Linked DNA regions of Homo sapiens: all the other regions are linked to region 3. Evidence: read pairs that join two places in POLR2A ChIA-PET (ENCODE). Cell type or tissue: MCF 10A. All regions are shown on one strand. Each heading gives the region's core, and the rest is flanking DNA. Links, peaks and the distances in the headings are about the cores only. Region 1 holds the start of PARAL1 (PPARG activating RBM14 associated lncRNA 1). Region 2 has its middle 7.8 kb from the start of PARAL1. Region 3 overlaps SNAP25-AS1 (SNAP25 antisense RNA 1).

Evidence for each region. Peaks named below come from ENCODE experiments on the same cell type or tissue, not always from the same donor. Only the 100,000 strongest peaks of a DNase experiment are listed, where the experiment ranks them.
Region 1: POLR2A ChIA-PET joins it to region 3 with 11 read pairs; 5 of 35 experiments call an interaction of 5 or more read pairs at or near these places.
Region 2: POLR2A ChIA-PET joins it to region 3 with 13 read pairs; 2 of 35 experiments call an interaction of 5 or more read pairs at or near these places.

What each region holds. Positions count from the first base shown.
Region 1 is chr20:9,985,314-9,996,151 of GRCh38, reverse strand. It overlaps PARAL1 (PPARG activating RBM14 associated lncRNA 1), which reads right to left and starts at 9,819. Exons shown (of 2, transcript NR_109861.1): 1 at 9,633-9,819. In MCF 10A, for the core only: no CTCF peak of the experiment used is centred there; DNase peaks (open chromatin) are centred at 6,651 and 6,901.
Region 2 is chr20:9,973,536-9,983,498 of GRCh38, reverse strand. No RefSeq gene overlaps it. Among named protein-coding and RNA genes, the nearest start is that of PARAL1, 7.8 kb to the left of the region's middle. RefSeq lists an enhancer at 4,879-6,078. In MCF 10A, for the core only: no CTCF peak of the experiment used is centred there; no DNase peak of the experiment used is centred there.
Region 3 is chr20:10,073,416-10,084,253 of GRCh38, reverse strand. The region is part of intron 3 of SNAP25-AS1 (SNAP25 antisense RNA 1); the gene reads left to right. Among named protein-coding and RNA genes, the nearest start is that of ANKEF1, 44 kb to the right of the region's middle. RefSeq lists an enhancer at 8,689-9,888. In MCF 10A, for the core only: no CTCF peak of the experiment used is centred there; a DNase peak (open chromatin) is centred at 4,103.

The DNA.
Region 1 (10,838 bases), core at 5,446-7,945, 91 kb after region 3:
ATGCACTTCTTTGCCCCACTGATGCTGGGCCCAGTCACGTGACTTTCTTTGGCCCATGGAACATAACCCAAAGTGACAATGTGCCAACTCCAAGCCTACACTGTAAAAGTCAACATGTTTGCCTATGTCCTTCTTGTGCTCCAGCCATCCATCACAAAGAGAAGATCATGCCTCACATAGCTGCCAGTTCAAGAAGGAAGAGGGACCTGTGGACGAGGCATTGGGCCCAACCTGCAGCTTGGAGCCCAGACTAGCCACATTTAGTTTAGGTCAGCTGAATCTCAGCAATGCACAGTGAAATCATTGGTAATAAGGCTGGAAAGATAGTGTCTAGAAAACTAAGAATACCAGATTAAGTTATTCACAGTTACTCTATTTTAGGTGAGTGAGAGTTATTACAAGTCTTTGAGCATAAATTTTGCCAAGATTATTCTGGCAACAATGTGTAGGGCATAGGGCCAAGACTTCAAATGGAGTTTACTTCTATAGCTCCCAGAGAAGAAATAAACCATGCCTTTAGTTTGATGCTAGGACTTTGAGAATGCATGAGGCAATATGAAGAATAAATGGGCTTTGGGAAGAACTCATGCTTGGAAATTTACAGCATAATGGCTTAATACCCAACAGAAATAATGAACCTGAATCTCTGAGAATATGTTTGTCACCTAGTTCAGGAGTCTCCCATAAGAACAATCACATAGTAAATATTCTGCAATTGTTTTCTGTTGTCTTTACTTTGGTATCTCTTGATAAGAACCTTCAGGTTAGGCTTTCAGGTCATTGTTGTGTTTTTATATTTGAATGATCTTCATAAGAATTAACTGCCATTAAGCATCAAATGAATTATTGACTTACCTTGTTCAAGACTGAAAGCAAATCTGATAAATGTGCTACTGAATTGTTATGAATTGTTTTTAATTTATCTCAGAACATACTGTACTTATTTGTAGGATTTCATGGTGTGGCTTACTAATATTGAATTCTTCATTATGAAAAGCTAGCTAATCAATGTAAATATACTATGGCTTGAGTGTGTCTCTCAAGATTCATGTGTTGGAAACTTAATCCCCCATGGCAACAGAGTTTGGAGGTGGGGCCTAACAAGAGGTGATTTGGTCATGAGGGCTCTGCTGTTATAAATGGATTAATGTCATTATTGTGGGAGTAAATTAGTTACAAAAGTAAGTTTGGCCACCTCTCTCTCTTGCTTTCATGCTCTTTTGCCCTTCTACCTTCTGCCAAGGAATGATGTAGCATGAAGGCCTTCACAAGATGCTGGCACCATGCTCTTGGACTTCCCAGCCTCCAGAACCATGAGCAAAATAAACAATTTTTTCTAAACTACTCAGTCTCAAGTATTCTGTCATAACAACACAAAACAAACTAAGATAAGATACTTCATGGTCATCAGTGCCAAGAACAAACCAAATGATCAGACTAATATAATTCAATGATTGAGAAACTAGGGCAGTAGTTTTCAATTCTAGCCACACATTACAATCACTTGGTGATGTTTTTAAAATCTCCATGTCAGGGCTTTACCCTAGAACCAAAATCTATTATTTTTAAATAGCTTGCTGGGTGATTTTATTATGCAGCCATGGTTGAGATTGGGCATATATGTCCTATACAGTTTTTAAAAGCCAAATAATCTGGATAGTTTACCTATACGAAATACCCCCTGTGAAGACCATCATTCCCCATAGCCTAGTTTTTATAATCAGGCAAAAAAATAAATTGTATATATATAATTCTATATGTAATTCAATTACATAATTGAATTATACCTATATAGATATCTGTTATATCTGTATGCAGATATAATTATATTGTCTATATTATTATCTGCAATTATATTATCTATATAATTATATTATAGATAATATAATTATCTATATAATTATATTATAGATAATATAATTATCTATATACATAGATATAACAGATATCTATGTATATAGATAGATATATTTATATCTACATATATATAATACATGTATAATGAGATTAACCCAACACAAAAAATGGAACAAATGTGGGAGGTGGACAAAACCACAATTATTGGGTGGAAATTGTGCTCTGAGTGCTTCAAGGTAACTGGTTTTCAAAACGAGTAATTTTTTTTTAAGAAAAATAATTTTATAGATGTCAACACAGCTGGCTGGATTATTGGGATTTTTAAACGATCCTCTTTAAAGGCAATTTGGAGACCTGTCCTGTATATAACAGCACTGTAGCAATAAATGTGACATTTTATAATGATAAAAAAATGCCAGGGCCAGGTTCAGTGGCTCACGCCTGTAATCCCAGCCCTTTGGGAGGCTGAGGCAGGCAGATCACTTGAGCTCAGGAGTTCAAGATTAGCTTGGGCAACATGGTGAAACCTTGTCTCTACAAAAGAGAAAAATACAAAAATTAGCAGGCCATGGTGGTGCACACCTGTAATGCCATCTACCTGTGGGGCTGAGGCAGGAAGATAGCTTGAACCTGGGAGGACGAGACTGTAGTGAGCCGAGATCACGCCATTGCACTCCAGGCTGGGTAACAATGTGAGACCCTGTCTCAAAATAATAATAATAATAATAATAATAATAAAAGCCAGAATATAATTGATCTACTTTCTTTTTTATTTTTCTTATTGTGTTCAAATATACAGAATATAAAATTTACTGTCTTAGCCATTTTTCAAGTGCATGATTCAGGGGCATTAAGTACATTCACATTGTTGTGTAACCATCACCACTGTCGATCCACAGAACTCTTTTTCTTCGGACAAAACTGAAATCCTGTACCCATCAAACAACAATGCCCTACTTCCCCCTTCCCCAGTCTCTAGCAACTACTATTCTACTTTCTGTTTCTATGAATTTGACAACTCTGTGTACCCCACGTAAGTGAAATTATATGGAAGTATTTGTCTTTTTGTGACTGGCTTATTTTATGTAACATAAAGTCTTCAGCTGGGTGCGGTGGCTCACATCTGTAATCCCAGCACTTTGAGAGTCTGAGGCAGGCAGATCACGAGGTCAGGAGATCAAGACCATCCTGGCTAACATGGTGAAACCCCATCCCCATCTCTACTAAAAATTTCAAAAAAAAAAAAAAAAGTTAGCTGGGTGTGGTGGTGCACACCTATAGTCCCAGCTACTCAGGAGGCTGAGGCAGGAGAATCACTTGAAACTGGGAGGCCGAGGGTTGCAATGAGCCGAGATTGCACCACTGCACTCCAGCCTGGGCGACAGACCGAGACTCCGTCTCAAAAAAAAAGAAAAAAAAAAGTCTTCAAGATTTATCCATGTTGCAGCATGTGTAAGAATTTCCTTCTTTAAGGCTGAATAATATTTCATTGAATGAATACACTATATTTTGTTTATACATTCGTTCATCAATGGACACTTTAATTTCTTCTGCCTTTTGGCTATTGTGAGTAATGTTGCTATCAACTTTGGTGTACAATATATATTTGAGACTCTGCTTTCAATTCTTCTTGATATATACCCAGAAGTGGAACTGCTGAATCACATACTCTACTTTTTAATTTTTGTGGAACCGCCATGCTCTTTTCCATAGTGGCTGCACCCATTTTATGTACACAAGAGTTCCAATTTCTCCCATTCTCAGCAAAACTTATTTTCTGCTGCTGTTTAAAAATAGAAACTACTCTAATGGGTATGAGGTAATATCTCATTGTGGCTTTTATTGAGCATCTTTTCATGTTATATTGTCCATTTGTATATCTTCTTTGAAGACATATCTATTTAAATCCTTTGACCATTTTTTAATCAGGTTTTTTATTTTTGTTGTTGTTGAGTTGTAGGAGTTCTTTATATATTTTGGATATTAACTCCTTGTTAGACATATGATTTGCAAATCATTTCTCCTATAATGTGGGCTGCCTTTTCACTATGTTGCTTGTGTCCTTTGATAAAAAGAAGTTTTTAATTTTGAAAAAAATTCTTTTTTTCCCTGTGTTTTTGATGTCATACCCAAAGAAACGAGTGAGAAATAGTTCAATTACTTTTAGCAAATTCTGTCTTATAAGTCAAATAAGATGATTTACAATGCAAAACAATTAGATTGCCTGGCTTGATTTTCTCATTCAAAACACAGAATATTAAAAATAAACAAAATTAAAGCTGGCAAACTCTGGGACTTTATTGAAACTTTAACTTTTGAAAAAGCATTACATTTTATTTGTTTAGTTAATTACTTTACCTGAGATTTCCAATTCATGTTTGGTTCATGGATGCTTTCAAACGCAAATAAAATGAGAACTCTTTTGAAGTCTACACCTATGTGTTACGTGTCTTTGTTTTGCCAAACCACCTGGCAGAGTTAATAGCAAAGCGTAGCTACTCAATATACCCTTAAAATCATATTAACCCAGGTGGGACTATTTGATAGTATTTACACCATATATTCATTTTATAGTTGAACAAATTGATATCTTGGGAGGCAAAATAATCTAAGTGATTAATACTGAGTACAAAATAGATACCTTGCTTGTACACAGAACAAAAATGCTTGGGTTTAGACGTTTAGATAGCCTGTCTGAACTAACAGGACAATGGATACCTGTGGGATGCAGGTATACATATCATGTTGTACTTTAATTGTGAGCAGGTAGTGCAAGAGGGACATGAAGATAAATGTCGGGTCCCCAAGAAAATTTATTCTGAGGGTTTATTCTTAGTCCTACAAGTGCTCCTGAAAACTCTCATCTTTTCCCTTGGGGGTTCCCACAAGTCATGCATCTCCCAGGTATTAGCAAAGTATAGTGACAGATGATGAGAAACCATGTGTGTAAATTGCCATCTTGGCCGACCAGGAGTCTTACTTTTTTTTTTTCCCCCTGAGACGGAGTCTTGCTCTGTTGCCCACACTGGAGTGAGTGCAGTTGTGCAATCTCGGCTCACTGCAACCTCCCCCTCTCAGGTTCAAGCAATTCTCCTGCCTCAGCCTCCCGAGTAGTTGGGATTACAGGTTCACACCACCATGCCCAGCTAATTTTTGTATTTTTAGTAGAGACAGGGTTTCACCATGTTGATAAGGATGGTCTCGAATTCCTGACCTCATGATCTGCCCATCTCGGCCTCCCAAAGTGCTGGGATTATAGGCGTGAGCCACCGCACCTGGCCGGCATCTCACTTTTAAACTCATTTTGTTTTATAACATTTACAGTAGTTTAGGACTTAAGGGGCCTTACAAGGCATTAGTTTTGCATGTCCTTCTTTTCAGACGGAGAAAAAGAGGCCAAAGGAGGCAATGACTTGATAGAAATAAACGGCCAGTAAGTGGTGTGGTCCAGATCCTAAAGGGACTCCCAGATCCAAACGCTTTTAATGTTATCCCTCTGTATTCATGGGGGATTGGCTCCAGGATCCCCAGTGGTGCCAAAATCTAAGGATACTTTAGTTCTTTATGTAAAATGGCATAGTATTTGCATTTAATCTATGCACATCCTCCTGTATACTTTAAGTAATCTCCTCCTGTATACTTTAAGCTAATACAGTGTAAATGCTATGTAAGTAGTTGTTATACTGTATTTTTAAAATTTGTATTATTTTTTGTATTGTTCTTTTTAAATTTTTTTGAATATTTTTTCATACATGGTTGGTTGAATTAACGAATGTGGAACCCATAGATAGAGAGAGCCAACTGTATATTGTTAGAAATGTCACCAGAGGCAAAAACAAAAAAGGAATTATAGATATGCATTCCAGGAACTGACTTTCTCTTTGTCTTCTAGAAGCTTGCTCACCCTCAGCCTTCCACAAAGCCAGAAAGTCTTTGGCTTCTTTTTTTTTTTTTAATACTTTAAATTTTAGGGTACATGTGCACAACATGTAGGTTTGTTATATATGTATACATGTGCCATGTTGGTGTGCTGCACCCATTAACTCGTCATTTACATTAGTTATATCTCCTAATGCTATCCCTCCCCCCTCCCCCCACCCCACAACAGGCCCTGGTGTGTGATGTTCCCCTTCCTGTGTCCATGTGTTCTCATTGTTCAGTTCCCATCTATGAGTGAGAACATGCGGTGTTTGGTTTTCTGTCCTTGCATAGTTTGCTGAGAATGATGGTTTCCAGCTTCATCCATGTCCTTCCAAAGGACGTGAACTCATCATTTTCTATGGCTGCATAGTATTCCATGGTGTATATGTGCCACAGTCAGAAAATCTTTGGCTTCTAACACTCTGACTCCCCCAAACCTACTGATAAAGCCATGAGGATCCTGAACATGGGGACTTCCTTACTGCAGCCTCAGGGCCCCTTTAGCTGAACCCACCAGAAATGCAATGGCTGGACTCTTTCCCAATTTTCTCCACTCTCAGCTACCTTTGATGAAAGGGGCTTCATTCTGTAAAGATTAGCATAGCTTGATACTGGAGGTATTCCTGTTGCTGTATTTACAAAAAATTGTATTGGCAAGATTGACAATTTTCTAAAATGCTCAAATTTATCTGACCTTACAAATAACATCCACTGGAAAATTATCAGACATCTGTGAGAGTCATTTTGGGTTGAATTAAATTTTTGATGTGCTGTGAAATTGGGTTAGTGCATTAGAATTACATTTTAATCGTTATGAATGCAGTCATGAAATGTTGTTCTTCCATGCAAATTGGCAACACTCCCAGACTTGAGGAAGCTTTGAAGAAATGAATTTCAAAATTCCTGATTAACAAATATGTACAAGAAGTCAGAAAGGACAAATCAAGAATTTTCTAATAATGTACACAATAAATTCTAGATTTATCTTACTATTATGATCTTAAATGGGTTATTTGCACTGAAAAAGGCAACATTATTCAATGCTTTGAGTAGAAGGCAGGAAATTTATAAAAGGAGAAGCTGATCTTTCTTCTTAGAGTTTGTGGTTCCAGTGAAGTCATTGTACTTAGTCAACAGTTTTCTGGATTGCTTAACAGAGTAAAAATAGGACAATGTGGAGACTCAGATTTCCACTGTATGTTATAAAGAACTTCTTAACAACACACTTCCTTATGAGGGAAAAAAATTCCATCTCATGCAGTATGGCTAAGCAGAAGTTGAACAACTATCTTTCAGGGATATTATAGAAGAGGGGTTTCCAATCTTTTGGCTTCCCTGGGCCACATTGGAAAAATAAGAATTGTCTCAGGCCACACATAAAATGCATTAACACTAATGCTAGCACATAAAATACACTAATACTAATGCTAGCTGATGAGCAAAAATTGCAAAAAAAAAAATTCGTAATGTTTTAAGAAAGTTTATGAATTTATGTTGGACCACATTCAAAGTCATCCTGGGCTGCAGGCAGCCCACAGACCGTGGGTTGGACAAGTGTCTTATAGAAAATATTGGATGAGAAGTGTACTAAATGACTCCCAAGACCCTTATGAATTTTAAGAGTGGGCTGGCGTAGTCCAAAAAATAGAGCCAATAGGTACCTGGGTTCCCTGGTTGAATCACTGATAAGTAATAAGTCTTAGAAATGAATTTTCACCTAACTGAATTTATAAGTTAGCAGTACTAAACTTACCTTTCTGGAACCCAAATAGAAGCTAAGGGAAAGACAGCTTTGGATGCAAAAGTAACTCAAGTGGAGCTGGAGGAACCTGGCAGGTTACACAAACTGAAACGCCTTGCAGGGCCAGCAGGTCCTCCGAAGCCAGGTATAAGACAGGAGTGTAGTGGAATTTGAGGGTCAGCTTCAGAAGATGTTCAAATGTGAAGCAATTTTGATTTCCTTTCTTATCAAATCATTGCCATCAACCCTAATCCTTTACATTAGGAACACATAGGAGATACACAAGAAAACCCTGGGGCAAATGGCCAAGACCACACAAGAAATCTTTGTTGGGGTCCAACCATGGCCCATCCCCAGTGAATGTTAGCACAGTAGAGTGTAGAGTTTTCTTCAGTATCTAAGAGCTTACACAAGGCAAAAGTGAATGTTCACCTTGGTATACCTCAATTTCATCACATCCTACATTCACATTGTGTCTCTTTTCCACCCTCCTCTTCCTTACCCCTACCCCTTAGTTCTTCCGGGGGATACCTGACTTCACCAGTGCCTCACATGCAGGACCTATGCTTCTGCCTCCTCTGAATCAAAATTTACCTAAATTATTCCTCATCCCTCTAGACCCTGTACATATGTTGTGGAGTGAATTAATGGCAAGATTTAAAGACAAACAGAAACATACTCTGGGTGCCTCTTTCATGATATTTGCATGGTAGTCAAGTTTTCTTAGAACTGAAAAACCATTTCATTAAATACCGGTTCCATAATTGTAAATTCCATGCAGGTAATCAGCAATTAAGGGCAATTTTTTTTCTTTTACTTTTTTTTGGAGGGGGGAATGGAATCTCACTGTTGCCCAGGCTGGAGTGCAGTGGCACGATCTTGGCTTACTGCAAACTCTGCCTCCTGGGTTCACACCATTCTCCTGCCTCAGCCTCCTGAGTAGCTGGGACTACAGGTGCCCACCACCACACCTGGCTAATTTTTTGTACTTTTAGTAGAGACGGGGTTTCACCGTGTTGGCCAGGATGGTTTCGATCCCCTGACCTCATGATCCACCCACCTCAGCCTCCCAAAGTGCTGGGATTACAGGCGTGAGCCACCGCGCCCGGCCAGGGCAATTGTTTATAAGGTATTCTTCCGTTGTGCATCCCCCATCCCACCAGGTAGGTCAGCCTCTCTACTTCTGTGCATAAACCTGGAAATGATGCAATGGAGATGATTTTAAAATCCCTTACTAAAATTTGTACTCATTCAACAACACTTAACCAGTTTCTTCTGTGGAGGAGCTATTGTACTCTTCAGCAAGTGGCATGACTGATCTATGGATAACATTATTATACTAAAGCAATTTTTTTTTCCTAAAATTTTATGCATTTATGGCCTCGGAGGCTAAGCCTATTATTTTTCCTTTATTGAGTATGATTTTGCTACATTTTGTAAGGAATTCATGTAAGTGTTATCTAACATTTAGACTGAAATGATTTTTCAGTTTGTTTGTAAGAAATACTTTTAAAAAGTTAAGAAGTCAGAAGTCTACAAGGCAATGGAGATGAAATATATAAACAAGGACTTGGTTTTAAGAGTTGTAATCACAACTGCTAAAATTAAATCAACTTACCAGAAGCTTCTGAAAACAAAAATATATGCAAATACCATAAAATATATGCATTTATACCACAAAAACCCAAACACAGGAACCTATGGTAGCCATTTTTTCTGTCAAAAACCAAGGCAAAACTGATTTGCTTCCACTGAACCAAAGCTGTGAAATAGAATAGGGATGATCAAAGCATGCATTTTCTCAAACTTTCTCTTCTACCAAACCTTTCAACCGAACTGTTAGAGAAGATTAAAACTGAAGTTTCATCCTCTTTTGCCCTTTGTCTAATCAGTACTTGGGAGAGAAAATAACATAGGTAGGATTCCTTGGTTTGCTGGGTAATTGAGACTCAGCTAAAAACAAAAACTTTTGCAGTATTTATAGACGATGACAACTCCAATTTTGAAAACTAGAAGGCAGTGATTAAAATAATTTGTTTTTCTCCTCTCATCTCAAGAATGCGTTTTACTTGTATTAAGGAGGAAAATGGAGGTCAATGTCCAATATGCTCACCTTAAAAAGTACCTCTTGGTCAGGTGGGTGCAGTGTTCTGGGAAGTCTTCACAAGCCTCCTCCACCTCAGAGAGCTCCTTGCTCTTTAGAAGAGAGGACCACTGTCCTTGGGCAGGAAAGACCCTTCTCCTACAGCTGGACAATGGACAGGAAGCAGCTTGGAGCTGACTTTCTCTGCGCCACCTGCCAAAGGCTCCTCAGTAGCATTGCTAGAATCCAGCGCCCAGATTCGGCGCTTGTTGAAGTCAAAGTTTTTTTTCCATCTCCCTTTTGAAAATATAGAAAATGACCGAGATGAAAAAAACAGTGGCAGCCATTAAATAAAAGATAACAAAAATGGCCAAAGCAAGCGTGAGATCCACAATGAAAATAATCAGTTTTGCCAACATGTTTGCATTTCTTCTCATTCACAGAATGCATTTCAAAAGTCCCAAAGGCATCTACCACGTGATTATGTCTTTATAAAATGTGGGCAGGAATAAGGACATTTCTAAACATGCTAAAGAGTGTTGTAATTCTTCCAAGTATCTACCAGGAAGGCTGGTTTAATGAAAGTTTTGATTTCCCAACTGGTACAAAACAGTGGCTAAAGGTAAAGTGTGGAATATTGCTTCACTGTGGGGACTCTAATGGGGAGAAGTCCAAGAATTTATTTCATCCCACAACTGTGTAATTACTGATTCACTTGGATTTTAATTTCCACAGGGTATAGACACACTAATGTGCATTTGTAGCATAAAAGGCTATTATAGATATCTGATGTTTCTTAGAAAATTAAAATGTGCCAGTCCAGTGTAAATGGAAAATAAAGCCATTTTCAGACATGCAAAGCTTCAGAAAGTTTATTTCTCTTGTGTATGTTTTTTTTAAAAGTTACTAGAGAATATAATTCAATAAATTATTGTGTTTGCTGAAAGGGAAAGACTTGGCATGTAAGAAACTGCAAATTTATCCAATAGAGCAATGAAATTAAATCCCAGAATCATAGCTCAGCAGCAGACATAGAAGGCAATAAATTCAAATTAGAAAAGGAACTTAGTGAGCTACCAGAGACAGTCTTTAAGAAGACAGTCACTTTCCTATGTTAAGTGGTATGATGAAAAGGCATGACAATCTAAAAATAAAATGGCCAGTATACATCTTAGTTAACAAGGTAAATGAAAGGTAATAAGAGAATTCAAGAAAAACCACAACATTGAATAATGA
Region 2 (9,963 bases), core at 1,346-3,845, 99 kb after region 3:
ATTGGAAAAAATATTGAGTTCAGTCTTTCATAATGAAGTACTCTTCATTATGAGGGAGAAAACTCTGTTCCTTTAAGAATTTGTTCCATCAAAAATGCCTGTAAAATTGTCAGAGGAGCAGACAGAAATGTAACATCCGTATTAATCAACTGTCCTTTTGAATACTTGTTTTTAAATATGCTCCACTGTGTGATTTTAAAAAGAGAGGAATATATCCCACTTTCACTTTCAGTTGTCTTAATTTCCCTTTAGATCATCCTTCCTTTGGCCAAAACTTTGTTTTCTACTGATACTTGCATACAATTGCCTATGCTAATAGATTAAATTTCCTCAGCCTTTAAGGTACCTGATGGTAAATTTTAATTAAAAATAACTTCTTTTAAAGAATAGATTTTGAAAGGAAAGATAGAAAAGATTAAAAGATAGGAAAAGAGGAAAGGGGAATTGAGGCATTAAGAAACATCATGAAATTGAAGGCCAGGCCCGGTGTCAGGAGCCTGTAGTCCCACCACTTCGGGATGCCAAAGCTGGAGAATCACTTGATTCCAGGAGTTTGAGACCAGCCTGGGAAACATAGTGAGATCCTGGTCTCTATAAAAAATAAAAAAATAAGCCGGGCATGGTGGCTCATGCTTGTAGTCCCAGCTACTCCGGAGGCTGAGGTGGGAAGATCACTGGAGTCCTCACTGCACTCTATCCTGGGAGACAGAGGGAGGCTGTCATTGAAAAAAAAAAAAAAGAATTCAAAAAAAAGAAAGCAATACAGAACAGTTGGGCTCAGAGAAGATTATAGCAAACTTCACCTACTCTACAGATTTGGATCTCCAGGTGCCTGGCTAGTGAGAGACCATGAGGGCATGAATTGGGATTGTGGCTTTTCATGTCCTTCCACATAAAAGCAAGTGTGATTTCAATTGTAGATTGATTTGTGGCTCAAGACTAAAAGGATCACAGAAATTCTTTTTATCAAGTTCAAGAACTTTGGGTTCTTATCATAGAACAGATTTATGTAAAAGTTTTTAGATCTGAACTAAGTGTGGTAGAGAACAGTGCTTTAAGATATAAAGTAGTTTGCTGACATATATTTTATTGATGGATGAGTTTTTTCTGAATATAAATCAGATCTTATTTTTGACTGCCAAAAATCACGTTTAACTCTTCACCCTAAAGAGCTCCCAAAATATACTTCCAATTATTTAAGATGCATTTTAAACCAGTAGCAATGAAGACTTGAGTCAATTTTAAACTACTGCAGTTAACTCTTGCAGCTAAATCACCCATTTAATATCTCTTACTTTTCAGATCATCAAATCCCATAAGACTTACTATAAATCTTTTCACTTCCACCCCAAAATGACTTGGGCAGATACATTGTGAATTAAATGATGCTATAACTTGATTTATGTACATCTGGACTTTCAACCCAATGGCTTCCCAGAACTCAATCAATCTTTATGAAGTCCTGGTAACGTACTCCAAAAGAACTGCAATGCAGTGACTTATAAATGAAGCCTGGATTTTTGCCAATGTTACTAAATAAGGAGCTGTACGACCTGGCCCATGCTTTATAGCTGCTGAAGGAGGAGCAATTCCACTCTGGGCTCAGCAGCTCCCTGGGCTATGTTTCCTGCCCTCTCAAGTCAACTACCATGCCCTGAAATGACTTTTAATTTTTTTCACTGTGCCACTGCTGAGAAAAGTAGAAAAGAGTTTCAATGCTTAGACTCCTTGAATATTTCTTTTATAGAGTTAGTTGAAGCTTCTACAGCTTGCTTGTATTTTCACCCTATTAATTTATTCAGATAGGAGCCTCCTTATGCCTAATATAATGTAATTCAGTAAGTCTGATCATTGTATTATCATTCCCAATATTAGGGGACTCTCCATCCTTATAAAGGATTAAACTTTCCTTCCCCATTGACATCAGGCTTGCTTTGGCCAATGAAATGTGGTCAGAAATGTCAGAAGCCAGTTCTGAGCAAAAGCTCTAAGAACCACTCTGTGGTTTCACATCATTTTCTTCTCACAGCCAGGGGCCTGGTAGGTCCCAGGTAGGGGCTGCTCATTCAGCCCGCATGGGCTTGAGATAAAGAGCCTAAGTCAATCTGTGATTGACATGTAAAATGAGAAAGAAAGAAAACTGTTTCTTGTTGTAAGCTACTAAGATTTGGAGGTAGGGGGTGTCTGGTTACTGTAGCATAACACAGCACAAGCTGACTGATACAATAAGCATCCTATATAGAAACTGTAAGAACTGCTTGAACAGGAGTAAACCAAGAAAGCTCAGCAAAGCTTTAGCTAAAGAGAGCAATATCTTATTTTCTTAAGATTTGAGACTTCTACACTTCTGTCCTATCATGCTTACGTATCCTTGGGAAAATATTGGAGACTGGGCAAGCTGCTTTCAGGAATGCTATATTGCCTATACTTGCAATCATCTAGTAATTTCCTTTTTCTTGCCAAAGTGAAGATAGGTCTGGAATCTTAAAGTCTGAAGACCACTCTCTTTCCCCTTCTTCCTTGAGGTCAGCATTAAACTGGCCACTATAGACTTCTCAGATGAGAACTTGTATCTGGGAAGAGTCTTGCAAGAGCAGGCTGACTCTATTCTGAAGCCTACAGAGATGGGTGGGCATGAAATTCCAGATAGCACTGTGGTCAAGTGCAGAGAAATATCTGTGGTATACCAGCCTACCACAGTCTCTGTGTAGACCAGTCTAGATGGCACTTATATTCAAGGGGAATGTAATTTTTGGCAAGTCAGGAATTATCCGAAGAAAAATGGAATGTAACTCAAGGAAGACCATCAGGCCACAAATCATTAATACCTTGGTTTTAAATTCAGTTGCATCTTTAATAGCTTGTTATATAAACTTTAATGTCTATTTTTACCTCTAAAAATGATGATGCAATGATTGTGTGAGTTTTTCAGACTATCTGAGTTTTAATTCCAGCTAGCTTACTTGTTGTATATCCTTGGGAAGCAACTTAACTTTTTTCTATTTCAGTCTCTTTTGCTGGAAAAGGGGGACAATAATAATACCTACCTCATATGGCCATTACAAGATTAAATAATTTAATAAGTATAAAGTGCTGGAAAAGTGCCTTGAATATTCAAACTTAAATTGGCAGTATTAATGATCTTGCCTATCTTAAAAAGTTGCTTAGACTATCAGGTGCATAGAAAGAACTTTACAAACTTTATGAAGCATTATTTTCATATATATATATATATATATATATATATATATATATATATATATATATATATATATATATTTAGAGACAGAGTCTCAGTATGCCACCCAGTCTGGAGTGCAGTGGTGCAGTCATAGCTCACTGCAGCCTCGAACTCTTGGGCTCAAGCAATCCTCTTGCCTTAGCCTGCCAAGTAGCTGGGACTACAGTTGCACACCACCATGCCCAGCTATGTATTTATTTAAAAAAAATTTTTTTAGAGGTGGAGTCTTGCCGTGTTACCCAGACTTGTCTCAGATTCTGACTTCAAGCAATCCTCTTGCCTCAGCCTCCAGAGTTGCTGGGATTAGAGGTGTGAGCCACCATGCCCAGCTGAGGCATCATTTTTGTTGCTCCTTATTTCTCACTATACTGTACAATGCAACTTATTTTTCTTTGTTTGCAACTCTTCAAGGGGTAGCAATAATTGAAGATACTCAATTAATTAGTTTGAAGAGGCCAGTATCTTCTTGTGTGACCACTGGAATCAGAAACAATTTATCTCCACAAATCTGTCTGAAAATGCATGTCCAATATGGTAAAATATTCTCCATTTTGTTGATCATTTGTGTCAAATTTTAATCCCAAGGTGACTTCCTTTTCACAGCTGGACATCTTTCTAAACCATGAAGACTGATTTGACTAAACTAACACTAGGATGATAAATCCCATCACAGATAAAAAAGAAAAAAATCCATTCTGCATGCCTAAAGCAATACTTTAAAGAGACTTTGCTATTTATTAACTGTTCATATTGCTGCTTTTTTGTTTAGCATAGCTAATGCTCCTTTTGAAAACTATTTTGAATTTTATGGAAGTTTATTGCAAATTATCTTTTTATTTTATAAACTGTATTGGTCCGTTCTCATGCTGCTATGAAGACATACCTGAGACTGGGTAATTCATAAAGAAAAGAGGTTTAATTGACTCACAGTTCCACATGGATAGGGAGGCCTCAGGAAACTTACAATCATGGCGGAAGGGGAAGCAAACATGTTCTCCCTCACATGGTGGCAGGAGAGAGAAATGTAGAGTGAAAGGGGAAAATGCCTCTTATAAAACCACCAGATCTTGTGAGAACTCACTCACTATCACCAGAACAGCATGAGGGTATTGCCCCCATGATCTAATCACTTCCCATGTGGTCTCTCCCCCAACATGTGGGGATTACAACTAGGATTACAGTTCAAAATGAGATTTGATGGGGACACAGAGCCAGATCATATAACAAACTTCAAGAACTATTCCCAAATATTTCTCATTTCTTTTCCAAAAGATAACTGTGGAATAATTCTACCAAATGTTACAGAAATCAATGTATTCTGAGGAGTTTCTGGACATCCTCTATTTTTAAAGACCCCTGTTCCAGTGGGTATCTGTATCTCCTCTGCATTTGGATGTCTTTTCGGATCAGCTGAGCAATATCAGAGATCTATTGAATCCTTTCAACCTTCATATAAAAATGGCACGTTGGCCATAGCTTTGGCCTAGAACACAAAAATTGAGCACTTCAGTTCAACAAGACAATGATAAGTGGTGGAGCTCAGACAAGAGAGACAAAGAAATGACACTGCCATCTTTTGGAGAATTCAGAAGTTAGGGGTATGTTTTTGTCTTGTGCTCTTTCTGGCAAATATTTTCCCCTTATGCGTCATCTTGTCTTTTGCTAGGCATTACACATAGCAACAGCACCACCTATTGCCTATTCTGTTGGTTTGCTGTCACGAGGATTTTCCTAACGACTCATATACAGATACAGAGGATGCAGCTCACAGTTTCACTTTAATCGCCCTACCTTTGTTATCTTAATGAGCATCTTTATTGTACAGCAGTTTTATGGTTAGCTCAAAAGCTCACCACTATTAAAAAGATATTTTAAAATAAACCATTTCTTAGCTCCTAAACTCTCTCTTCTTCAAAATAACAAATTGTGTCAGTAGAGGGTGAATAAGTGATTCATCTTAGGAGGGATCTAAAGTTAACTTTAATAACACAAGCTAACTAACTAACCTAATTCTGTTTTATTTCCTTAGCCTCAAGTATTGTTTCTGCTTTCAGGAATAGACATGCTAGAGTTATGAGTTGATGTCAACTTCTTTTTTTAAACGCAACTACTCTTTTTTAAGTACAACTACAAGTTGTACTTGGTATTTGTGTACAATAGAATCTTGGGAGAACTTTATGAATATGTTATTTATTTAAAGATCCTTATTGGAGAAAGCATGGAAATTCTATTTTATTCCTACTTTTGCAGAATTGTGAAATAGACTGGATGAAATATGAGTCAAGATTGCTTTGAAGTTGGGTGTAATGATCTTCAGACCCAGAATGACTTCTAAAGAAATAATTAAAGTGAGCACTAATAGTCTTACCTACAGCTTCCTGATGTTGGGCCACATAAAAGCAATGACTCACACACAATAAGGGATGTGAAATGTTTGAAAAACAAGGGAAGGGAAGATGGAATTAGTACAGAGACTATCAAATCACAGCACAGGAAGTGCAGGCTCAAAGCAGAGCCTAGGACAGGGATCCCTCTGTGTGTGTGATGTACCGAGAAAGCACTCTTCAGGGTAAACCCTCAAGGGGATTAAAAGGGATGAGAAAGGATTGCAAGGATGTGGTCTTAGGTAAGGTCTAGCCTCAGGCAGATCCCATAGGGAGAGCTCTAAAACATAAGCCGTATCACAGATTTATGTCCCTATATCACTCAGTCACTGGCTGTTTGTCCATGGTTACACAGAGGGAAGACAAAACTTTCCTGGCAAGACACCCCTTCTGCACTGAAAGTAGTCCTCTGGGGAAAGAGTGGCTGGAAGCCATTTGGCATCTAACCTTCACAGCAACTGGGTGATGGGCATATGGAATGCCTAGGAACTGAAGGTAGACTTCAGACAAGAGTGCGAGTGGAAAGAACCCAGGCTGTTGCTGATGAGCTACACGAAGGCATTAAAAGCAAAAGACAAGGAAAGGACTGATGGGAGACACAACTGCTTTTTATTCTTAGCTAACACGTGGACAAAGCAGGGGTTAGGGGGACTGACCCCCTGTACAGTCTAAAATCTGTGTATAACTTTAGACTCCCTCAAAACTTAACTAGTAATAGCCTACTGTTGATTAGAAGCCTTACTAATAACATAAACTGTTGATTAACACATATTTTGTATGTTATGTGTATTATCTACTGTAGCCTTATAATAAAGTAAGCTAGAGAAAGGAAAATGTTATTAAGAAAATCCTACAGAAGATAAAATATATTTACTTTCCATCAGGTGGTACTGGGTCATTATAAAGGTCTTCAGTCTCATCATCTTCACATTGAATAGGCTGAAGAGGAGGAGGAAGATGAGAAATAGGTCTTGCTCTCTCAGGGGTGGCAGAGGAGGAAGAGATGAAGGAGATGAAAGGGGAAACAGGAGAGGCAGGCACACTCAGTGTAACTTTCATTGAAAACTTGTATATAAGTGGGCCTGCACAGTTCAAATCCATGCTGTTCAAGAGTCAGCTGTGTATTATCAGTCAATTACGTTTAAAATAAAACTTTGAAGCTAGACATATAATTCATTGCAAGCTTATTTCTAATTTAACCAGACTAGTTAGAGTTATAACCCCTCACCCCAGAGATTAATTAGAATTTTTTCCTGCCAGAGGATCATGAGCAGGTGCCTCAACCATTTATTTTGTAGATAGCTCTGAACCAAATTTAATCCTAGGCTAGGAAGAAAGACAACATAGAAGAATGACCCTTGTGTCTAGAATCACATAACTTACTTCAGCCTTGGCTAGCTCAATTTAAAATGGATGTAAGAAACTGTATTAATCAGTGTCCCAACATAAACCAAAGGGAATTCTCACAATAGGATAATTCCAAGAAGTTTAACAAAGGGGCTGTTTACAAAAGTTTGGGTATAGGGGAACCACAATAGAGGGTAAAGTTGGTTGCAGCCACAATGATGAAGGAAACGAGTGGTTCCCAGAACACAGAAGGAGAGACTCCTGTAGAGTTTGCTGCCTTGCAAGGAATGGTGACTTTTAGCAGAGGGACAGAGCTAGCCCAGGATAATCTGTATCTTCCCTCCCTCCAATTTTTTGGGGCTCCCTATTGGCCCAGAGCAAACAAACAAAGTCAGAGGACACAGCAGTTCCACAAATGTAGCCAGCATAGGTCTGACTTCCGGGGAGGAGAGCAGGATGAGAAAGGAAGAGAGAGGATCTTTATCTTAAGGGGCAAATGGAAGATGTCAGGCACAATTACTGAGGTGTCACAAGGTCCAAACTTCAATCATGGGCATCAAAGCATTTTGTAATCCACAGATGGCTATTGATACATGGGATAGTGGTTACTTGGTTGTTGTTTATTTGTATTCTTGCCAAGCCCCTTCTGACTTAGGAAGCAGTTTTTTAATAGATAGGAGATTCTGTGGAATTAAAAAGAATAAGAATTTGTCATCAACACTTGAGAGAGTTGGCTTGGACATCTTTAGAACTTTCCTCAATAATGAGCCATGTTTTTCCAACTTTTTCAGTATCTATTGATTCTTTGTTTTCAAAACTGAGCAAATTAGTGTAGAAAACAGGCCTTTATCTCCAGAGTTTAGGAGATTACATTTTTAAATTTTATATTTATAATCTATTTGCAATCATAATGTCCATAGAGATTTCATCTTAGTTTCATGTTTAAATGCATTTGAGATTTACTCTCATTTTATTCAACATTTCTTTTCCTGAGTTCTTCATTTTTTTTCAACTCCAAATTGACTGGACTTGATCCTCAGGAATTTCTTTTTTTCCAAAATGAATTCTTAGGCATGACAGGTTGTATACTTGAAAGGTTTGTTTTATTTTTACGTTTGAAGGGAAATTTAGGGGGTATAAAATTCTTGGGTCACAGTTTTTTCTTCTCAGTAGTTTATAAATATTACTCTAATCTTCTGGTACTTATTATTTCTGGAGGGAGACAGAAGCTAACTTTTTCCCCATGTATGTCACTTACTTTTTCTGTCTATGATTCCCATATGATTTTTTATCCTCAAACCTCTGTAATTTCAGCAGGATATATGTTGGTGTCTGTATTATTTCATTTTCATGCTGCTAATAAAGACATGCCTGAGACTGGATAATTTATAAAGGAATGAGGTTTAATGGACTCACAGTTCCACATGGCTGGGGAGGACTCACAATCACAGAGGAAGGCAAAGGAGAAGAAAAGGCACATCTTACATGGTGGCAGCAACAGAGCTTGTGCAGGGGAACTCCATTTGTAAAATCATCAGATCTTGTAAAACTTACGCACTACCGTGAGAACAGTATGGGGGACCTGCCCCTGTGATTCAATTATCTTCACCTGCCCCACACTTGACATGTGGGGATTTTTACAATTCAAGGTGAGATTTGGGTTGGGACATAGCTAAACCATATCAGTGCCCATTAGAGGCAGACTGATGCCCCCTCTCCCCAAAGATAGCCACATCTTAATCCCTAAAACTTCTGCATATGTAACCTTACATGGAAAAGCGACTTAGTAGATACAATTAAGGATTTTGAAATAGTGAGATTGTCTTAGATTAATCTAGGATGTGTAATCACAGTGTCCTTACAAAAACAAACAAACAAACAAACAAACAAACACCAGAAGGGGACATGAGGATGAGAGCAGGGTTAAGGAGAAATTTGAAGATGCTACACTGCTGGCTTTGAAGATGAAGGGGCCCGAGGCAAACAATACAGGTAGCCCCTAGAGGCCAGAAAAGGCAAGGAAATTATTCGCCCCTGGAGCCTCCAGAAGAAGCCCTGCTGCCTCCTTGATTTTAGCCCAGTGAAAGCCATTTTGGGTGTCCAACATCCAGAACTACAAGATAATTAACTTGTATTGTTTTAAACTGTTAAGTTTGTAATAATTTATCACAGCAGCAATAGGAAACCAACAGAGTCCACCAAAACATAGCTCCCTATAGTTCCCTTTGTATGTCTTCTCTGTCAATTCCTTTATAATTGTTTTCATTGCTCTTTTCCATTTTGTTTTGTGTGATTTTTTTCAAGCCTGTCCATCATGATTTTGATTACACTTTCCACAGTGATGTTTCAATACCTGTTATTACTAGTGGGCCCTTTATCTCAGGAATGCTTTTATATTTTCATTCTGTTTTTTTCCTTAGGCTCTGCAAGATGATTTTTCATCTACTTTGTCTTACAAAGTTGTTGTTTGAACTCTTATCTTATGTTTGGGGGGTGTTTGATGACCCCCCCCAAAAGGGGTGATGTTTGTTCCTTTTTCTTTCTTTCTTTTGGAGTCATCATGGTGCATGTAATTTCTTTGAAAATATGGGGACCTATAAGTTTCTCTAGGACTCCTCTTGTTATACACCACATTTTCTTCATCTACCTTTTACTTACATTATATCCTTCCCTTATTTTTATTTAGTGGTGTCTATCAACAAGTCTCAAACTGGTACCTAATGAATATGCATTTTGAATGAGTACAGATATATGCTACATAACTTGTAGGGGAATAAATCAGGAATGTTCTGTGACAGTCTGGCTCTAATAAAATCTGTTGTTTCTGGCATCCTTTTAATACATATGATTTTCCCTTGGGCCTCTCACGTATATCTCTACTTACAGCCTTCAAGAAATTGGTATGGTTCACAACTAAATTTTTTAATTGCAAGCTGTCATTTGAAATTGACAGTCACTGCCTCTTTTTTTCAGCATTGCAACCAGAGTTCT
Region 3 (10,838 bases), core at 2,977-5,476:
GGCATTTTCAGGAGCAGGCAATTCCTATTCTCAGTCTTCTTATGTGTCTGAGAGTTTTTATGTCCTAAGTAGGGACTGAATTCTGCCTTCCCCAGCAGTGGTGTCTGGAGATGCGACCTTCATATCACAAGGAGTATTTTCCCAGCCAAACTACATTTGCTATAATTACTATCCTATATAACTTAATTAAACCAAATATTGTGACAATAAGAATAGAATGGGGATGGAAACAATTCCTCATGATATGTGTAATGCTCAGATTGTTCCTTGACGCCATTACATTAGGCAGAGCTTCCTTGACAGGAGGACTGCATTGGTGTTAATTTAATTACATTCTAATGCAAGCTCACAGAAATTACAATACAGATGAGCTGCATTAAAGGACATCTGTGTGTCTTAAAAAGTGTCTATGACCTTTCCTTTGAAAATGAGACTCATTTATTTAGTAAACATTTCCAGTAGTTTCTCATCTCTCTGGAGGCCACCTTGATGGGAAGAAGCCTAGATGAATTCATTTGAGAAGTCAATGAATCTTCTTTTCTGAGAAAAATGTATAATATCACACTTTTGTGTATTTATTTAGTGGGGTTTTTTTAAACCCTTGTCATCTGCCAGACTTTATTGCAAGCACTTCACAAATAAGAACAAATAAAATAGGAATGATAATAGGACCTACCTCATACATTTATAAAAGATTAAATATAATCTTTATTATATTATCTTATTATATAAGATTAAATGTAATCTTTATTATAAATGTATGAGGTAGGCCCTATTATCATTTCCATTTTATAGATGGAAAATCTGAATCATGGTGAGATTAAACAACTTTTTCAAGGTTAGGTAGCTTTAAAAAGGTATGAATTCCCATGTGACTGACTAATGGGGAAAGGAGATTAGGTGCTTGGCAGATGATACAATTTTCTTCATGAAACACCTAAAGTCTGAATAAATTATTTTGGGGGAACTGACTAGCCTCCTCATTGTCAAAAGTCTTGATTTAACACACAAGAAATTTTTCCTGCCCAGCATCCATTCCCTCTTCTCCTAGCTATAGCAGCCTGATTTTCCCTTGGAAGAACAAATCACTCTCCCTTTTCTAATTCATGGGGGTTGAGTGGTCAGATCCAACCCTCCATCTCCAAAGCTGGGAAATTCACCAGGCCTGGGAATTAGTTGAGGAATGAGCATAAGATCTATGCCCAGACCAGGGAGTATCAGCCCAGGACATTGGCTGGGGCTTCTCAGAAAGAAGTACTCTTTTTGGTAGAGTTGTTAAGAATAGGACATAGGTTGGGGTAGCTGGTGGCCATCTTTTTACTATGGTGAAACCCTGATTGGATTTAAAGCAACACAGGGACATTGATGCTGAGAGATTAAGAAAAATAAATTTGTGATGACATTATTTGATCCTCTGGATTTAGCCATGCCTGAGCTTCTCACTACAGAACATGTAGATGTTTTATTTATTTGAATTGATAGAGTACTTTCATTGTCAAAGCCAGTTTGAATCAAGTTTCTGTCATTTGTAAACAAGAGCCCAGTCTGAAAGTGTGCTAGAACAATTTCCAGGCCCATCCTACTGCCCTGGGAACCTCTGTTCTTTCTGCCCAACAGATCTTGGAGAGTTAGGCTGATTTCCTTTCTCTGAAGCTTCTGCCAACATCCTCCATTCTTTCATAGAAACTTCTCCCCTTTCCTTCTTACCTTCTTCACTTCCTTATTGACACCACTGACAAGAACACAAGGGCCTCTCATTTAAAGGCTTCAGATTAAACATGGAGAAAAAAATGGGTCACATAGAAAATTAGCACAAAAAATTTATGAAAGTGAAACAAATCTCACACATTCTTATAATCATTGTGTATGAGCTAGTGTTGTGATGTTCAATATGGTAGCCATAAGCTACAGGTGTCAACTAGGCATATAAAAGGTGGCTACTGCGATTTTTTTTTTTTTTTTTTTTGAGACAGAGTCTCACTCTGTCACTAGGCTGGAGTGCAGTGGCACGATCTTGGCTCACTGCAACCTCTACCTCCTGGGTTCAAGCGATTCCCCTGTCTCAGCCTCCTGACTAGATGGGACGACTGTTGCGCTCCACCACGCCAGACTAATTTTTTTGTGTGTGTATTTTACCAGCGACAAGGTTTCACCATGTTGGCCAGGATGGTCTCAACCTCCTGACCTCGTGATCCACCCATCTCGACCTCCCAAAGTGCTGGGATCACAGGTGTGAGCCACCGTGCCCGGCTGCCTACTGTGATTAAAGAACTGAATTTCTAATTTTATTTAATTGTAATTAAAAATTAAAATAAAAAACTGATTCAGTTATTGAAAACTTTTTAATGTATGCTTAGAACAACTTGAGTATGTGAATCTTACTTGCCAATGATAAATTTTATGAAATGTAACTACAGATTAATTATTTCTGATAAATTTTACTATCTAAATTGAGATATGGTTTAAGTACATTACACATCGGATTTCAAGAATAGATTTGAAAAAGCAAAATATTTAGTTAATTTTTATATTGTTTACACATTGAAATGATGTTTTTGCTATATCAAGTTAAATAAGATAGATTCTTACAAATAATTTCATATGTTTCCTTCAACTTCTTTGAACATGGTTCATGCTATATTTCCATTGGATATTGCTGGTCTGTAGTTTCTGTCTAACCCATGATTTGAAGTACTCTGGAGGGTGTTTACCACACCGAAGATCATGTGTGGTCTTTTATTCTGAAAGCATTGAGAGTTTGAGCTTTTATTCTGGAAACACATTGAAGAAATGTGTCAGTAAATTTATATTAGTCTTCCTTATAAAAGTCTAAACAATCTAACTAAATAGTTTTTATTATTTTTCATGTCATTAACTGATGTTTGAAAATTTTTTTTTCTTGTCTTGACCTATGTGATGCTTTTCTAGTTCAAGTGTACAAAACCTGAGTTTCTGAAAAATAAAGAAATGAAAAAATGTCATTGTATTCAGTGCAAAATATAAGACGTTATGGATTGTTTCCAGAAATCTTTCTATATTGCATTTTTGTTGCTATTTTGTCCATGTTTTTTACTCACACATGTCTGATATTTTTATTGAAATAATCTGGCAACTCTGGAAAGAACTCCATTTTGCTTCATTTCCCCCACTTTCCAGGAGCCATGACTCTTCCTTCCAGTAGGCTCCTTCTTCCCATTCAGAAACCTAGAGATACAGTTTCAGCAGAATGGTAAATGAGGGTGAATGTCTACCCATGTACCCAAGCCTCAGTGGACCTGCCAACTGGAGGGGTCCAGTGCCAGTGGGCCCCATGCTGTGTGAGATAACATATTCAGTTTCCAAGGATTAGAATGTGGATGTCTTTGGGGAGAAGGCCATTACACTGCCTACCACAATAATTAACAGCAGGAAGACATCCTACATCTGTAAACTGAAGGCTCTTGTTAACCCCTCCTCCATCTAGCATGCTCTTTTCCTGAGAAGACAATTTTTATTCAAGTTCAAATTCACAGCAGTGAGGATTTCTCTTCTGATTATGCATAGCCAAGCAGAAAATTTGCTGTGCATTTTTACAATAGAAGACAATGATAAATTTACATATTCATTAGATGGTTTTCATCAGGATAGCCAGGCAAATCTCAGATTAAACTCATGACAGAGCATTCTTCTAGATTTCCTTAATGAAGGGACAGGCATCATTTACTCTGATTGTTGCTTTGCTATAACAAATCATTTTGGCTGTGATGACAGATTAACACTGTTCTATGAGATAGAGTTTATTGCACTGGTTACAGTGCTTCCACTGAAAATAGGTCAATTTCTTGTGAACCAGGGCTGAACTTGGTAGGTATCTAGAAACTGGATCTTGGAACTAATTATTAGAAAGTGCTAATGTTTGCTCACCTATGATGAATAAACCTTCCTTGCCAAGTAGATTAATTTCTCTTTAAGGAAAGAGCTAATGAAACTTAGAAACTCCCAAAGATATCATGAGTAGACATTTGATTAAGCAAGCAAGTTAAAGCAAGAACTTGGCACATAACCATGAAAATAGTTCTTGTCAAGTCTCTTCACATTTCATAGAGCAATTGCATTCCTCCAGCAACCAAGGGGATGGCACACTAAATGTTCAAGGACTGAAATTATGCAATCAACCATCAGAAATGATCAAGCTGCCCTTCCAGTTAGTCAGAAGTAACTGGTTTTTCCCATCATCCTCCAAGCATTTGTATGGTTTTGTCTGTTTAATTCCTGAAGGACTATATTAACAGGTTGAATTTGTTGCAAAATTAAGATGCAAGAAAGGGACATTTTTCTGATTTCATAGCTCAAGTCAAATGCTGCTCACCCAGGTTAGCAGAAAGTCTAATAGTTGTTGTTATTGTTATTATTATTATCATTATTGGTTTCTTCCTCTTTTTTGAATTAATGAAAACCAAGACAAATGGGGATGTGGCTTCTGGGCTGCCGAGTTATATATTGCCTATCACAAATTGGACCAGTAAATTGTTGGCAGTTATGTTGTCAGCACCTGCCCTCTCTAGGAGGTCTGGTTGGGTGCAATGAACTTAACAGATGCCCCCAAGGATGCAGTGCTTTGTGTTTTAAACTGATTCCCATACCGTCTCTTCTTGAAAGGTGCTTCCATAGGAGTGGAGTCCTCTATCCTGCCAGTCTTGAGAAATCCAACCCTGTCAATGGCCTAGCTTCTCTACCTGTGAGGGGGAAGGTGAAAATTACCTTTTCAACCTTTCCATTGGCATTTATTGAACATTGTCTTAGTTTAGGTTTCCTTAAAAGCAGACTCGGAGACAAGAATTCAAGTGTAAGTGGTTTACTTGGGAGGTGATCCCAGGAAACACTAACAGGGAAGTGTAGAAGTGAGACAGGAAGGAAAGGCAGACACAGGAGGCCATTATCAAGTAAGTCACCACTGTGGGCAGCTGGGGCTCAAGCCCACTGGGGAACTCTGGGAAACAGTGTAGAACACTCAGAGTTAACCTACTGAGAAGTGAAGCCAGCTGGACTTCCCGGGTCAAGTGGGAACTTGGAGAACTTTTCTGTCTTACAAGAGGATTGTAAAATGCACCAATCAGCACTCTGTAGCTAGGATTGTAAAATGCACCAGTCAGTGCTCTGTAGCTAGCAAAGGGATTATAAAATGCACCAATCTGCACTCTGTAAAAATGCACCAATCAGCAGGATTCTAAAAGTAGCCAATCATGGGGAGGATTGAAGAAAGGGCACTCTGATAGGACAGAAATGGAACACAGGAGGGGCAAATAAGGGAATAAAAGCTGGCCACCCCACCCAGCAGTGGCAACCTGCTTGGGTCCCCTTCCACGCTGTGTGGAAGCTTTGTCCTTTCGCTCTTCACAATAAACCTTGCTACTGCTCACTCTTTGGGTCCGTGTCATCTTTAAGAGCTGTAACACTCACTGCGAAGGTCCGCAGCTCCATTCTTGAAGTCAGCGAGACCATGAACCCACTGGAAGGAACCAAGTCTTGACACCCATGGAGGGGTGAGGGAGCTGGGTTACTTCCACCAGCTCCTGAATTGAGTGCTGCCAGCAATTAATATTCCAGACTATCCAGTCTACTATGCCCAAGGCCAGAAAGGCTTCCTGCTGCTTGGGAAAAAGCCCTCTGGCAAAGAGATACAGATCCTGGCAGTTGGAAGTGGAATAAGCTCATGCTGTAGTGGTGAGGCCCAAGGGGCAGTAGTACAAAAAGTTTCTTATCCAGCCTATGATTAAGGCACTGAAATAGGTGCTGTAGAAAAGCTTTATCTACTTCATTCAGTACATTAGGGAGAAGCAGCTATGTTTTGCTGGCTACGTGCTCAGAATCGTGCCAAATGATATAAGTGAAACAGAAGAAATAGGAGGCATGGTCCCTCCCTGATTTGGAGGAACTTATTCTCTAAGTAAGGAAGACAACCCTGGTGCTACCATGCACCAGTGGGTAAATGGACAAAATAAAATGTTGATTTAGGCATTAGGGGACAATTGGAATTCTGGGAAAGGCTTCATGGGGAAAGTAGGAAATGAAGGATATTGTTTTCAGAAAAGAGCCAACGCCTATATAATTTGAGGGACAATGAGAGGAAGCCTGGAGGCAAATTTAGCCCAGTATGTTGGTAGACAGTGAGCAAGCCCATGAGAATGGAGTTGATGGAACATGTTCAAGAGGACTGGGAATCTAACAAGCAGTGTTGGCTTGTTATTGCCCTACAGATGTCAGTCATTACCCTGAGTGCATAATTCCTCCTGAAAAAGTCCACTCATGCCCACAGTACCGTCAAAGAAGTGGTTGTGTCATGGCAGATGACTCTGTTTCCACTGTTGAATCTGATTTGGATGGGGCAGGGACTTGACCTTGGATGGGCTCATCAGAGTCTGTTTTTTTATTTTATTTTGTTTTTGTCTGGCATTTGGACCTACAGAATTAAGGGACTGGATAAGCTGGTTCTCTATAGAGCCAGGGCAAGAGCTTCTTTGCCTTAGGAAGCCACAGTCATGTGCAAACACATTACATTAGAGTAAAACATCATAGGCAATATGGGACTACAGCAAAAAAAGACGAGTACAAGTGCTAAGAGAAACAGAGGAGAGACACCATGTGGCCCTAGCAAGTAAAGGTGACTTGCGAATCCCCCCAAGCCCGTCCAGTACTTCTAGCAATGTAGAGTCCTCTGTAAACTTTCCACTCAAGCTAATTTGAGTGGAAATCGAGGATCCTTCTCTAAGATGACATGGCAGTCATTAATTTTTCTATTGCCTACTAATTTTTCTATTGCTCTGTTTTTTTGTCCTATGGGTTGATGTCATAGCTGTTGATCTTCATAAGCAAACCTTGAGAATTGTGTGCAAGTGGTTTACTAAGGAAGGCTCCACAGAGACAGTAAAGGAATGGGGGAAGTAGGACAGGGAATGGAAGGAAGTGAAGCTGGCGGTGAATTCAGACCACGTCTGTGGAGCCTGCAGGGGGCGCTGCAGTGGAATCTTGCCTCAGGTGCGCTTTTCTCTTTACCTGGGCAAGGGAACTAGGCATTTACACCCTTGCTTATTGTCCTGGGGATGTAGAGGTAAATTAGACAAGATCCTTACCCTCAATTCATTTACAGCCTAGTTGGGAGAGACAAGCTTGCAAGCACAGGAAACTAGAAACAAGGCTTCTGGGTGGAGGAGGATAAGAAACACTCTACCCAAAGGATGTTCTCTGCAAAGGGTGAATGATTTAACATCTATGTGCCTCTCCCCCACCAAACATGTTAGAATCACTCAGCAACACAAGCATGGCTCATTTCCTCCCAGGTACTATTTTCTTATCTCTTCCAGAAAACAGAGCTTCCTGAAAAACAACTATTGAAGGAATATGGTAAGAACCTGGCAGGAGCCCAGTTTATACTCCGTAGCTTTGACCTAAGAAAGAGAAGAGTAAATATTAAACCCAAGGTCGGTAAGACTTTTGTGTATTTTTTCTTTTTCCTTTAAAGGTATGTTTGCTCTTTTAAGAACTGGGAACTTATTGTTTAAAGTATTTTTGGTGCAAGGGTCAGGCTGCCAGGAAAGCAGTGGGCATCTGCTTGTGGTTCTTGGGGTTTTACCCAGTGTCTGCAACCTCTATTTAGTGCAGGAAGAGAGTGTGGTCCAGCATCTACCTGCCTATCAGGAGTCTTAAGGGCCCAAACTGGTAGAACACTGAGAGCTTTTTCTTTATTATGGGAAATGATATGCCATATGATATCATTTCATTATATAACCTGCTAGTAAGTTACTATATTAAGAGCTCACAATTAGTAAACTTTGGTATTTCTACATTTGAAATAGCACAATACTGGAGCTTATTGAGAACAGTAATTCAGGATTCTGTGAAAGTCAGCGTCCACTAAATATTTCACAACACTGCAAAACTTGCACCGCTGCTGCACACAGGCAAACAGTATGAATTCCCACAGGGCTTGGCCAAGACACTGTGTCATCAGTGCATCCATAGTGTTATCTACAGTTTTTAATTGCCGCTATTCTTGCTGCTTAATCATCAGTCATTGTTGGTCCCAACTCTTCTTACTCTACTTTCTTTTATATTTGATTTTCCTTTGTAGAAAAATGTCTTGTGAGTTTGGGACTCCCCAGAAGTAGAGATGTGGATGTGAGTGCAAGTGATTTGCTTCGGGAGTGATCCCAGGAAACAATGGACAGGAGTGAGGAAATAAGACAGGAAAGGAGGAAAATTACTAAAGGAGTGTGCTAATGTGCAGAATTGCTGCTGTGGGTAACTGGGGCTCAGGCCCTTTGGGACTCTAGGGAGACTTTGCAGGACATTCCTCAATGTTGTCCTACCCAAGAGGTGAGAAGTTGGGATATTTATCCAGCATTTCCTGTCTGATGTCTGTTGAGGGCTGCTTCCTGAGGCATCAACTCACAGATTCTTCCAGTCTGCCCTGCACGCTGAAACACGCTCCTGCAGCCAGAGAAAATCCTCAGGGAGAGCACCAGTACTTGCTGAGAGGCTGTCAGTGAGAAAAAGAATCAGAAGAGACTGTTAATGGAATTGGGTGTACATGGGACCTCTGACAGCATCTGCTTTGGATGCATACTTCCATAAACAGCAGTTAGGGCCCACAGTCTTCTAATCACTTGACTTTGAAACACACGTGTTGCATTTCAATGTGTTATATAAGATCAAATTGCTGATCAAATTGCTAAGTATTCAGTGAAAACTATACGTAAGGATGTGATCTTAAAATTGAAACCTGGATAATGGGAAGAACCCAGCCATGTGAACAGCGAGGGGAGAGTGGTCTTAAAGTCTTTCCTGTTGCCCATTTATTTTTTATTTTATTTATTTTTATTCTTTTAGATACAGTCTCGCTGTTGTACCCATGCTGGAGTGCAGAGGCATGATCATAGCTCATACAGCCTCGAACTCCTGCATTTTGCCTATTTAAATTCTGAGCCTAGAACAAGGAAATTTAAATCCTGGATTGCTTGAAGACTGATTCTTGGCAATCACATTCTCATTCAGAATAAAATTGTTTTTAGCCATCTCCTTCAAAATAAACTTTCAAATTTTCCATTTGATATCATTATAATGTTCACGTTCTCTTGTCTAGTCAGTTTCTCTATGCCCACTATTCGTGAAATTTCCCCATCTCATTTCCCCAAACACTGCTTTGACAGTTTCTTTTTTCCACGCTAGGTTTCTCTAAGCCCCCTCGGATTTGCATAGAAACTATAGTTCCTTAGATAAAAATAAAACCTTATTTAAGACCCAGAAAATCTCAATCCCCTATGCCAACAGCAAAGAGGGCAATTTGGATACCTGAGCCTGGACTTGCTCAAATCTTTCTAGTTACAAACTTGCCCCCACTGCTTCCAGCATCTCAGGCAAAAGGTAATTCCATATCTCTTAGACACCAGTGTTGAAATTTTTTAGACTCTTAATGTTCTCTGAGTAATTACATGGCATGAAAAAAAATCAGATGAGTTTTTGAAGAGATGACTTCTCCCCAAGGCCCTGAGTCACAGATTTTTTTTCTTTCTATAGAGTCACTGTCAAAATTGTGAGTCATCCATTTCTTCTTGCCAGTGCAGCACACTCCCAGGGGACACGTGGCTTCACTCCTGAACAAGTTCAGTAAGCAGTGCTGGAGAGAATACTGAAAACGTTAAAGAATTATGAATACAGCTCAGATCTCACTTTCCTGTTTTTTAGATTTTGGGAATTCATTCAGGTGGAAACAGCATTTCTTGCCATCACATGATGGGGGTGTCCCCCTCTGCCATGTTTCCCATCAGTTCTATCTTCCTCCCTTCCAGTTTCTCTGGACATGTCTGACTTTTGAAAGAGTAATTTTCTCCAACATGTATTTTGAATTATCTTCTCTGTACATAATTATTTTCTATCTCCTAGAAATTCTTCATAATTTTTGTTCCTCTAATGGAAGATTTTAATTTTTTATGTACTATTATGCATTATTTTAATCAGTTTTTTTTGCTAAGGCTTTACAGTGAGAGTAGGTACCTGTACTCAGTTTGTAAGTTGATAAAAATTTTTAATAGCTCACTATACATGATTTATTTTTGCATATCCAGCAACACAATGTTGGCTTTCAATAAAGGTTGAATGAATAAAATGTTTAAAGCATTGCTTTTTAAGAAGTTCTAACCTAGTGAAGTCATAAGCAAACTTGAAAAATGTGTGTTAAAATAATTCTAGGTATCAGGTTTTCTAATCTTGTATGCAAAATCTTATATCAATTTAGTTGAATTTGCTTATACAGTGTTAGCAAGAAAAACAATTAATACATAAGCATATCTTCGCATAGCTGCAACAGAAAAAAAAGAAAACGCCCTCAAAACTATAAACCAGTATTTTAATGTATGTATGATTCCTGCTTGATGCATTTCATTACTGATATTCCAGGCTTTTTTCTTTTAATACTTCCAATGACCACAAACTCATGATACCCTCATAAGGCGATTTAAAGCAGTTTCGGAAAGTTCTAATTGTTGGGGGAGAAATTATTTAGGAGCCAAATTATGTATTGTGGACTGTTTTAACTGCTGTGCTAAAAAATTTAGATAGTTTCTGTGTCAGTCACCTTGATTAAGAAAACTGCAAATAAATCACATTAGCAACCGAAATGGAAAAAGCAAACCATCAATATTGAGCCTCAATGTCCCCTGCTAGCTGTAAATCCCTAATTCCCCATGCAATACATTTGTTTACCTAGCAAATGTGTACCCATTTGAGTACCTGTCTCATTAGAGGGCTATAAATGACTACGATTTAGTAAGTATATTGTTCAGAATAGATTTATTATTTCAACT